Regions from separate parts of the Homo sapiens genome. Here all the other regions are linked to region 3. The links are chromatin loops, found by intact Hi-C in ENCODE. Cell type or tissue: gastrocnemius medialis. All regions are shown on one strand. Region 1 overlaps POPDC3 (popeye domain cAMP effector 3). Region 2 overlaps PREP (prolyl endopeptidase). Region 3 overlaps PREP (prolyl endopeptidase). Region 4 overlaps POPDC1 (popeye domain cAMP effector 1).

Region 1 (2,500 bases), 160 kb before region 3:
TCCTCTGCACATACATTCTCTACCCTTTCAGCCATATGGTGGAAATGCTAATATGTAATCTGAGTCAGGAGAGCATTAGCCATGATGACAGAGCTACAGGATATATGTATCATTTGCCACCCAGTTTCCTAACAATAAATGATTTCAGTGTAAAGCATTCATGACATTGATTTTTTAAAACCATGGTAACATTCAAAAGCCTTGAACTTGTGTGCTATATTTAGTGTTTTATTTTTGAAATAGATTATTTCCAGCACACCTGTTAATAAACTATCAGATATCACAGATCTTGCCCCATAGGAGAAAAAATACAGAGGTGAAAATGACTTAGCTGGAGTAAAAAATGGAACAGTGTAATCACCAACAGAAGTAGAAATGGAAATAAAGGAGCTGTTGTTGAAGTTCCTGATTTTTCATCTTGGATAGTGATTCTTTTCTCAGTAAGTAATGACTTCAAGAACACTGCCAGGTGAATCATTTAAAAAAAAAGAAAAAAAAAGCTTAGACTTACAACTTATAGTCATATTGTTGTTTTTGCTTGTTTTCAAATACATTTCAAACATGCTGCATATCCCTAATTATTCTCCCCATCAATCAATCTACGAGATGATGGTGATGAAATTGAAGACAGGCCAGCATCCTGAACATGTTCAATTTCTCCTCTTTTAAACAAAGCACAAAATTTTATTCTACTGGGTATTACAACAAAGAAAAATTATTGTTCAAATACAATGAGTAGTGAGAACTGCAAAATACCAGGCTGCAAATGTCAGTCTCCCTGCTGTTTCAAAACTAGGGTATTTTAAATCAATCAATTCTTCAGGATACCAAACACACCCACGAAAGCCAGTTTAAAAAGATTTGCTAGTGGAGCTCTGAACTTTGGTTTGAACTTCCTTAAAAATTTATAATCCTCAGCGAAATGTTAAAATGATGCTAATAGAGAAAGGCCATGTAAAACGTTCGTGGCAATTCAGAAGGGAACTTCTGGGAATCCTGTCTCCTTAAAAATCTTGATTTGTAGGATATATTGGGGCTTCTGCATTCCAGGGTCATGACCCATTATGATTATAAGGGGAACTGTGCTTCCATCTTTACTAATCTACTTCGTTTCATTCAGCTGTTACCAAACCATCTTTTTATCCTTGATACTGTACTGCTCAATGCAGCGTGCTGACTTGCCCTGATTAAATTACTCCACACCCAGCCCTTCTTCACTTGTGTTTTTATTTGGTCACCAAAACAGATATGCTTTATTAGAAGTGGAAGAACTGACAGGGGCAGGTGATGAGCAGGAGTGTCCTTCTGACATGTGCCAGCAGCACTATATGAATGTCCAACATGATTCATCAACCAGCTGTCTGCCTTAAAGGCCTGTAAGCCTGAGGTCATGTTTTGCGTAAATAAATGCTGACATGCCAAAGTGGCACAATGGATTTCTTTCCTAAGCACTAGAGTTGATCTTCACTGCAAAGTAAGTTAGCACACTGAGCTACAAATGATGAAGACAAACTTAAGTGCAAATAAACACAGTTGTTCCAAGCTCATCTGGGTTTTTTTCTCTTTAAATTGTTAAGATTACGAGTTATAAAGGAATAGGAAATGTAAATGAAGATACAAGGATGCTCAATGAAATGCAAAGTAAACCTGCTGGCAAATTAGCTAGAAACTGCATTTATTGCAACAGAACTTCTGCATTTATTATCTCATTGCCACGAGGGAGGCAGAATCTAAATCATCATGTCCAGCTTACAAATGAGAAAAGAAGGGCACAGATTGGTTGAGTCTCTGGCTTCAGGTAAAACAGGTGGTGGCATGGAGCTCCAATTCCCGTCCGCCCCTCTTTAGACCCTCTCCAACATTCAGTGCCAGCTCTCAAGACTGTGAATCAAATATTAATGTTTTGGGGAACCCAAGTGGGATATTCTTCCAGGGCTGCTTTGCCAAGAAAATAAAAATCCTAACCATGGATATTTCAGACTTACCCTATAAGTTCTTGTACTGTTCAGTCTGTAACTCTTAGAATACTGCTGGAGACACAGAGAGCCGCTCATGAATAATTTGCTGTATTATTCAATATTGACTGGTTTCCTCTCCTAGACTGAAATTCTCAGGGGCAGCAGGGGCAAAGACAAATGCTTTTGTATTTCTGAGCCTTAGCACTCAATAAGTTTGGCTTAATACATTGGTACAGAAGTGCAAGCACTCTGCCTTCTCCCTTCTCACTCTCTATCCAATGTAACAGATATTGTAACATCTTCTGTCATCTATGGGCACAGAATTGGGGGGCTCCAAATGTCCAAGATGTTTAAGTGCAAAAACACAGAGGAGCTGGGGCATCACTTTTTCAAAATGCCTGGCACAACCCCAAATGCATAAGGGAATCCTTTTGTCTGTTCACAACCTTGAACTCCTTAAGAACAGTTTATTGCTTTGATTAAAAACAACAACTTGGGTAGTCAGTGGTATTGAGTGAGTTTTGGTTGCTAAGCAACCCACA
Region 2 (2,500 bases), 50 kb before region 3:
CATGTACAACTTTTTCTTTTTCAAAACAGTCCTAAAAAAACTAAACATATAAGTCCTCTGTGATCGAGCAATTCCACTACTGGGTATGAATCCAAAAGAAAGGAAATCAGTATATCAAAAAGATATCTGCACTCCTGTGTCTACTGCAGCACTATCCACAACAGCCAAGATAGGGAATCAACCCACGTGCCCATCAGCAGATGAACAGATGAAGAAAATGTGGTACATATATACAATGGAATATGATTTAGCCATGAAAAAGACTGAGATCCTGTCATTTGCAGCAACATGGATGGAACTGAAGGTCAATATGGTAAGTGAAATAAGCCAGGCACAGGAAGACAAATATCCCATGTTCTCCACTCATGTGGGAGCTAAAAAAGCAGGCAGAGAAAGGGAGGATGAAGAGATTAATGCCTACAAATATACAGTTTGAAAGAAGACCTAGTGTTAGATCAGTAGGGTGTCTATAGTTTACAATAATCTACTGTGCATTTCAAAATAGCTAGAAGAGAGTAATCATAAGAAAGAGCCAAAGGGCAGAGCACAGGATACAGAAAAGTGGGATCAAATAGAGAAGAATCCCTTAGAGTTCTGGGTAGGAGCCCAATCTCAAGTCTTATTTCTAATGTTTAAAGCTCCCCCTACTCCCCAAAATACCTTTAGTTGGTGGGATTAGTTGTCCTGTGAAAATCTAGACACAAAAATTAGGTTGGAAAAGAGAACTCGTAACTGGAGGCCAATCATGCTAGGCATTAAAAACGTATTACTGTATTCCTCCTCCTCCTCATCAGTTGCTAAGTGACATTTGGGATTTGAACCCAGTCCTGATATCTGAAGCTCACACACTACACACTGTATTTTCTGCTGTAAAGCAGACCTCAGAAAGTATGGTTAGATTCTGTGCAACCTTGAAAATGCTCTGGACTCAGTGGGTCCAACTCAGCTATTTGTACTTCACACCACACAGCTAGTCTAGGAAAGAGGCTGCCTCTGGCTTGACCATGCAAATGTATTTTCTTTCTTTCCTGCCATGCTGGTCAGCAGTTACACCAAAGCTAGCTAGTATCAGTATCTGAGTAGATGGTGATGACGACAGAGTCTCAGCATGCAACACTAGCTACTGGCACACTTTGTTTCCAGAGGAGTTATGGTGAATCTTATACTCAATGACAACTGTATTATGTACCGTACTAAATAGTAACGGAAAACATGATTCCAGTAGAGAAAAACCAAGCCATATAGCTGTCTTTCAATATGCTTGGTATGCAGTGATATGCTTGATAGAAAATGGTATGTCTAATTTTTGACCATAACTTGAAACGTAGAGAATGAGAGAGTGCTCTTAAAAGCACATACATATACAACTTGGAAGATGGGACTTACTTGGAAAAGTACAAATTATTGGAATAATGAAGTAATCTTTTAAGCTATTTTATATAAGGTTAAGATACTATATAAAATAATAATTTTTATCATATCATCTGATAAAGCAAGACAAAGGAAAAAAAACTGTTTTAAGTTAGATCAGCATTTCCCAAACTGATACTCAAAGGAACATTGTTTCATGAAATGTTAAAATATATGCCTTGAAAAAAATTTTATGGATGAAAGTTTAAGGAATAGTATATCTTAAAAATCTTGGGGGTGGGCAAACCAAAACTTTTTTTTTTTTTTTTCCAGTAAGTAAGTATGACTATTTCTATTTCCAGGAGTGATCTATGCAGGAGAAACAGCTTGGGAAATGCTGAAATTTCTGACTGTAAGAAATGCTTGGATATATGTATCTGTTTGTTTGGATAATTTACTCATGTGATCTCTTGGAACCAAGGATCCTTGGATCCAAGGAACTCTGATTTCTAGGAATACTTTGTAAACAAATCAATATACAAATAGGTGAATAATCTGAATTTTCCAGCCCAGTGATTTTTGAAAGGAGGCATCCAAACCAAAAGAGCCCCAGATCAGATTTTTACCCAACTAAGTGGTCAGTGTTTGTTTATGACAGTGAACCCCCTCTGACAGCTTCATCACCTCTAACAAACAAACAAACAAGGGAGACAGAGTGGATGAACAACTTATTTTCAAAGCTAACAAACATTCTATGACTTAACTGCTTGAAAACTAACTTGTTGCAGAAAGGTGAAATGCTTTATTCTCACAGAAAACTCCACTTCTGGAGTTGCCCCTCAATATGAAGAAACCGGAAGTAAAAGCCTGTCATTCTTAAATAACATTTATTATTGTTGCAAAGAAGTCTTCTCCATGAGAACAGTTCTCACATTTATTTAAAGATATAGAGGTTATGGATATAGATAAGTATGCCCGACTATGATCCTTAATTCAGCAATCTAATATTCACAATGTGTTTGTTGCCATTTAGCTATTTATCCCAACATGCCCTTAAAAAAAACACCAAAAAACCACATGTGCCTAGACAGGGTGGAAAAAGAAACACCAAGGCCTTGCTAAAAAGGAGAAGCCTAAAAAAGATAAAATT
Region 3 (2,500 bases):
AGCTCTGAAAGTTGCTAGCTCAGTGACCTGAGACAAGGCACCAAAGTACTAGAATGCAAGTTCTGTAGTGAAAGACAATGAGTAGGAAATATACTCTAAATGCCTGTTTATCTAGAAAGGTTGAGACATCAAATCTAACCACAGAATGAAATAAATATGCAACAGGGGCTGGTTACTGTACACGGAAAGAGTTTCAAATGCCTGACCTCCCTATTCTTCTGTCCTGTGCACCAGAAGTGGTACCTTGAAGGAGGCTGTGTTAAACCTGAAGGTACTGGCACTTAATATATTTTATCGATACTTTCTGTTTATAGATCCATCTAGGTTAGCCCATTGCATATTCACAGCATAATGTGAATCCCTATAATCTAATGATGCTTTGTGTCCCATCTGATTTGGCTCAGAGGATAAGAACAAGGAAGGTGGGGTTTGAAGAAAACATCCTAGACTCATAAACCAGAGTTGGTCAGGTGATCGCTAGGAAATAAATTTCAAAGTTTAAGGGTGAAAAAAGAGAACTGAACTGTGGAAGTCCCTTAAGGCCAGAGAAGGTATCTGGACTTGAGAAGGAGGCAGGGAGATCAGTTGGTATGTTCCCAGTGTAATCTGAAATAAATGTAAGGAGAAGTAGGAGTAGTCAGGAGAAAGACAGACAACTCTAGGAGAACCTACCAAAACAAGAATCAGGGGATCCGAAAAGTCACGTATGTAAAAAGGCGGCAAACTTTGTAACCCATGGAGATTTTGTTTTAACTGATTTTAGGTTGGGTTTTAACATTATTCAAAGAAAAAAACAAAAACAAGTCTCAAAAAGTTTTGCCTTTCCCTGATATCCGTGAAAGGTTTTTCTATGATTTCTCACCCCTGACTCCCAGAGCCATGCATATGGGACTGCTCTACTGGATTATTACAACACGCAGGTCTGGAGCTCACCCTAGGCAACTCTCCAAGGTTCCACAAGTACAGAGTTCACCGGTTCAACCACTAAGTGGTTTGAACCACAGAGAATAAGTGCACTGTGCTCTAAGCTGCTATGGCTGCCTGTTTTTTTCCAAATGTGACTCAAGGTGCCAAAGTAAGTCATAAATGGCTTGGGCTCAAGATGTGTTTTCACCATGTACCTCCAAGGAAAACAAAGTCAGCTGGTGTGCACCTGCCAGAGTTATCAAATGTCTGCAGCAGGAAGCTGGAGCTGCAGTTATTTGTGACCCTGGGGCTTTACATATAATTGAGTACCTCTGCTCTTTACTGTAGTAGTGAACAGCTAGCCTTCAGACACCAGTGCAAGACTACTTGTGAGCCTATGTGTATATACCCACACTGACAATCCATGCTTTCATGAGATCTAATCTAATTATCTGATGGCTGTTTTTGCATTTGGTCTCACAAGATCTGAATCCGGAAGCCCCATTCTCTGGTTTTAGAAATCAAATTGCATTCGGCAGAGAAAAGAGAAAAATGGAGGCAAAACTAGTAAAAGGAGACAGACAAAGCTTGGTCAGAAAATTAAAGCTTGGTCAGAAAATGCCTGGCAGTACAGAACGAGGAACACACTTCTCTTTTCAAATTTCACAGCCACAGTCACGGGTAATATTTCATTGTTTGGCACAGAACCCAGCATTTTACACTTGGACAATAAGCCCTTTCTTCCCCAGGTAATGATGAGCTTGTTCCTGACATAAATGGTCACATGCGGTCACTGAAGGAGGTTTACAGGCCTTTGGGGACTCCAGCTTTTTTTAAGAGCAGGTGAGTCACCCTCACTGCCCTCCTCATTGCCCTTTATCCATTTAAACTATTTAAGATACGAAATTTTCCAAAGTAAAACTTCTGTACCCAGTGTAAATTTGAGGAAATTAACTGTGGGCCCTGCAGCAGTGGGCTAAGAATGGCTATCTAGAAGAAATGATTTTCCTCATCTGTCCACTGGCTGCTGCTGTACTCCAGGTTCTAGGGGGAAGAGGGAATGGGGGGAGGTGCAGGACACCCTGAAGTCGAATTCTCGAACGGTCACTTCCTGGCTTCTGGCCCTTGCATGGTTTCCACATTCTTGTGGGTGCTTTTCCTAGCTTCTCTTGATCCGCTGCAAGGTGCTTGGGAAAGTAAAGCCTGGCTAGGTTTTCAAGGTATACTATCAGACCTATTTACAGAACATCATTCTTTTGGTTTTAATAACCCTGACAGCAACCTACCACCACTATAAGATTCCTTATGGATTGCCTGCTCTGTGACTCAGAGGCTCAAAATAACAGTGATGAGACATCACTGTCAACTGGCCAAATCCCAAGAGGAGGACAGGGCCACTTGAGCACCTGCCTTGCTCTCCCCTAAGACTGCTTTTTTTGTCTAATGACCAAACGACTGCAGCAAAACTGAGTGGGACAAAAAGCACTTTGGAGGAGTTCAACATATGTGCATAAGGAAAGTGCAGACTTTTTTCAGCCAGATTGCTTTTAGGACAGGGTCTGCCTGGTCAACTGCAAACTGCTAACTGAGCCAG
Region 4 (2,500 bases), 220 kb before region 3:
ACAATTTCCATAAACCATTCTATTTCAATCCAGCATCTCAATAAAATAACCAAGTCAAGAAGAGACTCTCAGTCAGGAGCACAGATGAGGGACAGATTCCACCGCATGTGCTTGGATGATCTGAGCTTCTCAAATATATTCAGTTCCCAGGGGTTTGCCCCACAGTCTGCTTAGGACTCAGAACGCATGTTCCTACATTAATATCATACATGGGGGCTTGAGTCTCATATTAGCCCTTGAAAGTTGATTTAACTCCTAATTTCCCCAAAGAATACTTCTATTCCAAAATTATGGAACCTAATCACCATCTGTAATATCACCTAAAACATTTCTTGCCTCCACCATGGAGTCCAGCCACCCACTGGGCTTACACGCAAAGGAGACAGGGGAAGAGGAAGAAAGGCCAGGCATTCAGGAGGGACAAGCCAAGTAGAGGAAACGCAATCCCAGGCAGCAGCAGGAGAAAAGGCAACCCCAGGGCCTTTTAGGATGCCATTTAATCAAAGGAACCAGGCAGCAATTCATTCATTCAGTCACTCACTGGTTCATGCATTCACCAAATGGTTATCAAGCATCTACCATATAATGGATACCATGCTTGATGTAGAAGAAAATACTATCTAAAAGTAAGAGTAGAAGTCATTATCAAAAGGCCTCTCAAGGTGCCTAATGAGCAGCTAACGTGACTGCATAAACTCCCCTCCTTACAGTCACCACCATCACTGTCAGGATCCATGTTGTCCGGGTTTCCACCTGCTCTGCCCACACCCATATCTTCGCTACCCAATCACAGGGTGGAGTGGCATTCCGGCAGCCCACAAATGCTGAACTCAGCTGGGGAGAAGGTTGATGGTGGAGGGATACCGGGTGAAACCTGGCTCTTTAAATACATGCTCACAGCAAAAGCGAGTGGAGGATCTATTAAGACATGAAGCAGATCTGCTACAAGATGACCACAGAAGTTTGTCAAGATCAGCTGTCATTCACTGGCAGGAGTCAGGAGCAGACAGCTGGGTTGGCCAGCACAGGGAGAATGCCACAACCAGCAAGGAGGGCCAAGGGCTATGAGCATGTCACACGGCTGCTCCTGGAGGGAGGCTGAGACAGCGGCAAAGGCTTTGCCCTGGCACTCAGCCATGAACGAGTGGTCATTCCTGGCCCCTGGTATGGCACAGGGGGAGGGAGCATGCAGAGTGGTCAAGACCAGAGGCTCAGCAAACAGTTCCAGAGTTCAAATCCCTACTCTGCAACCTGCACTCAATTACTATACCTTTCTAGGCCTCTGTTTCCATATCTATAAAAAGGGGATATTCTTAGGATCTGCTCCATGGGATTGTTAGGAGGATTAAACAGAATAATGCATAGGATGTACTTAGCAGGGTGTTGGGCCTATAGAACATGTGACTAAATGTCATTTCTTATTAACTGTACAGTCACTGCCGTACATCTGGGGAAATGCTACCACCAGTCACATCCTCTAACATAAAAAAATATGCAGGGCTAGACTGTGGTACAGCTAATGTATACTCGCTGTATATATACGGAAATTGTTCACTTACAGACATTTACAGCAAAAATACTGAGTCTCTTGAATGACAACTATTGACATAAACTGTAGAAAAGAAGCATCTAATAAAATGGTCCAAGAACCCAATTCTGCACAGGGCACAGCATGGGAAGTTCTCAGGCGAGTTCTTCCCCTTTCCCATGCAGGTGACATCAAACACACGAAACACAACCTCTACTTCAATGTCTATTCAAATGGCAATGAATTCTATCTGTGCGACCTTGGACAAGTTACTTCTTTGTGCCTTAATTTCCTTACCTGTAAAATAGGAATAATAAGAACAGCACCTATTTCATATGGTTGTTATAAGGATAAAACAACTTGATATTTGTAAAGTTATTAGATCAGTGCCTGGGATGTAATAACCACTTTGTAAATATTTGTAAGAACATAAAAATCAATTACTATGGTCTTTGGAAGGCTATGGACTTAATAATGAGAAAATTTGTTAAAATTCATCATTGCTCATAAGAATGGCCAATAAAGGAAATGGGCCTTGTGCTCAAATGTGGGTTTGTGTTTCTCAATCTTAGCTCTCTTGAGTGTGGCAAAATTGTCTTTAAAAAAAAAAAAAAAAGCCCTGGTTTCCATCATATTTTTAGCCTTAAGTTATCATTGGGTCTCATAAATATTAACTTAGGCTGAGTATCTACAATGAGACAAAACTCTCAGAACAAACAATAAGATGGCATGTCTAAGAGCATTAAATCAAGTCAATAATATATAGTATATAGACATAATTGTGTAACACGCTTAACAGAAACATACCCAGTTTATTCTGTCTGAGGAAGTAGGACTAACTGGTTTCTAGTTTTTAAGCTCATCTATCATACCAGGAAGGACATCCTACAGTTATATTGAGGCAGGTATCTATACTCTGGAGCCACAATGGTATCTGACCCTCCCAACTCTCTCACCTATACTTTGCATTTT

Evidence for each region. A loop is a pair of places that touch in the nucleus more often than their neighbours do. Peaks named below come from ENCODE experiments on the same cell type or tissue, not always from the same donor. Only the 100,000 strongest peaks of a DNase experiment are listed, where the experiment ranks them.
Region 1: it touches region 3 in a loop (4-fold over the local background); 3 of 110 quality-filtered maps call a loop at or near these places.
Region 2: a loop joins it to region 3, with 4 times the contacts of the local background. A loop is called at or near these places in 3 of 110 quality-filtered maps.
Region 4: it touches region 3 in a loop (4-fold over the local background); 2 of 110 quality-filtered maps call a loop at or near these places.

What each region holds. Positions count from the first base shown.
Region 1 is chr6:105,163,302-105,165,801 of GRCh38, forward strand. The region is part of intron 1 of POPDC3 (popeye domain cAMP effector 3); the gene reads right to left. All of the region lies in intron 2 of POPDC1-AS1 (POPDC1 antisense RNA 1), which reads left to right. Among named protein-coding and RNA genes, the nearest start is that of POPDC3, 15 kb to the right of the region's middle. In gastrocnemius medialis, no CTCF peak of the experiment used is centred here; a DNase peak (open chromatin) is centred at 1,320; H3K4me3 peaks cover 331 bases; H3K27ac peaks cover 2,500 bases.
Region 2 is chr6:105,275,499-105,277,998 of GRCh38, forward strand. PREP (prolyl endopeptidase) reads right to left here. Exons shown (of 15, transcript NM_002726.5): 15 at 1-2,500. Among named protein-coding and RNA genes, the nearest start is that of PREP-AS1, 2.3 kb to the right of the region's middle. In gastrocnemius medialis, no CTCF peak of the experiment used is centred here; a DNase peak (open chromatin) is centred at 1,083; H3K27ac peaks cover 2,500 bases.
Region 3 is chr6:105,325,343-105,327,842 of GRCh38, forward strand. The region is part of intron 9 of PREP (prolyl endopeptidase); the gene reads right to left. Among named protein-coding and RNA genes, the nearest start is that of PREP-AS1, 48 kb to the left of the region's middle. In gastrocnemius medialis, no CTCF peak of the experiment used is centred here; DNase peaks (open chromatin) are centred at 1,129, 1,699 and 2,279; H3K27ac peaks cover 2,500 bases.
Region 4 is chr6:105,101,342-105,103,841 of GRCh38, forward strand. The region is part of intron 7 of POPDC1 (popeye domain cAMP effector 1); the gene reads right to left. Among named protein-coding and RNA genes, the nearest start is that of POPDC1, 35 kb to the right of the region's middle. In gastrocnemius medialis, no CTCF peak of the experiment used is centred here; a DNase peak (open chromatin) is centred at 1,050; H3K27ac peaks cover 2,500 bases.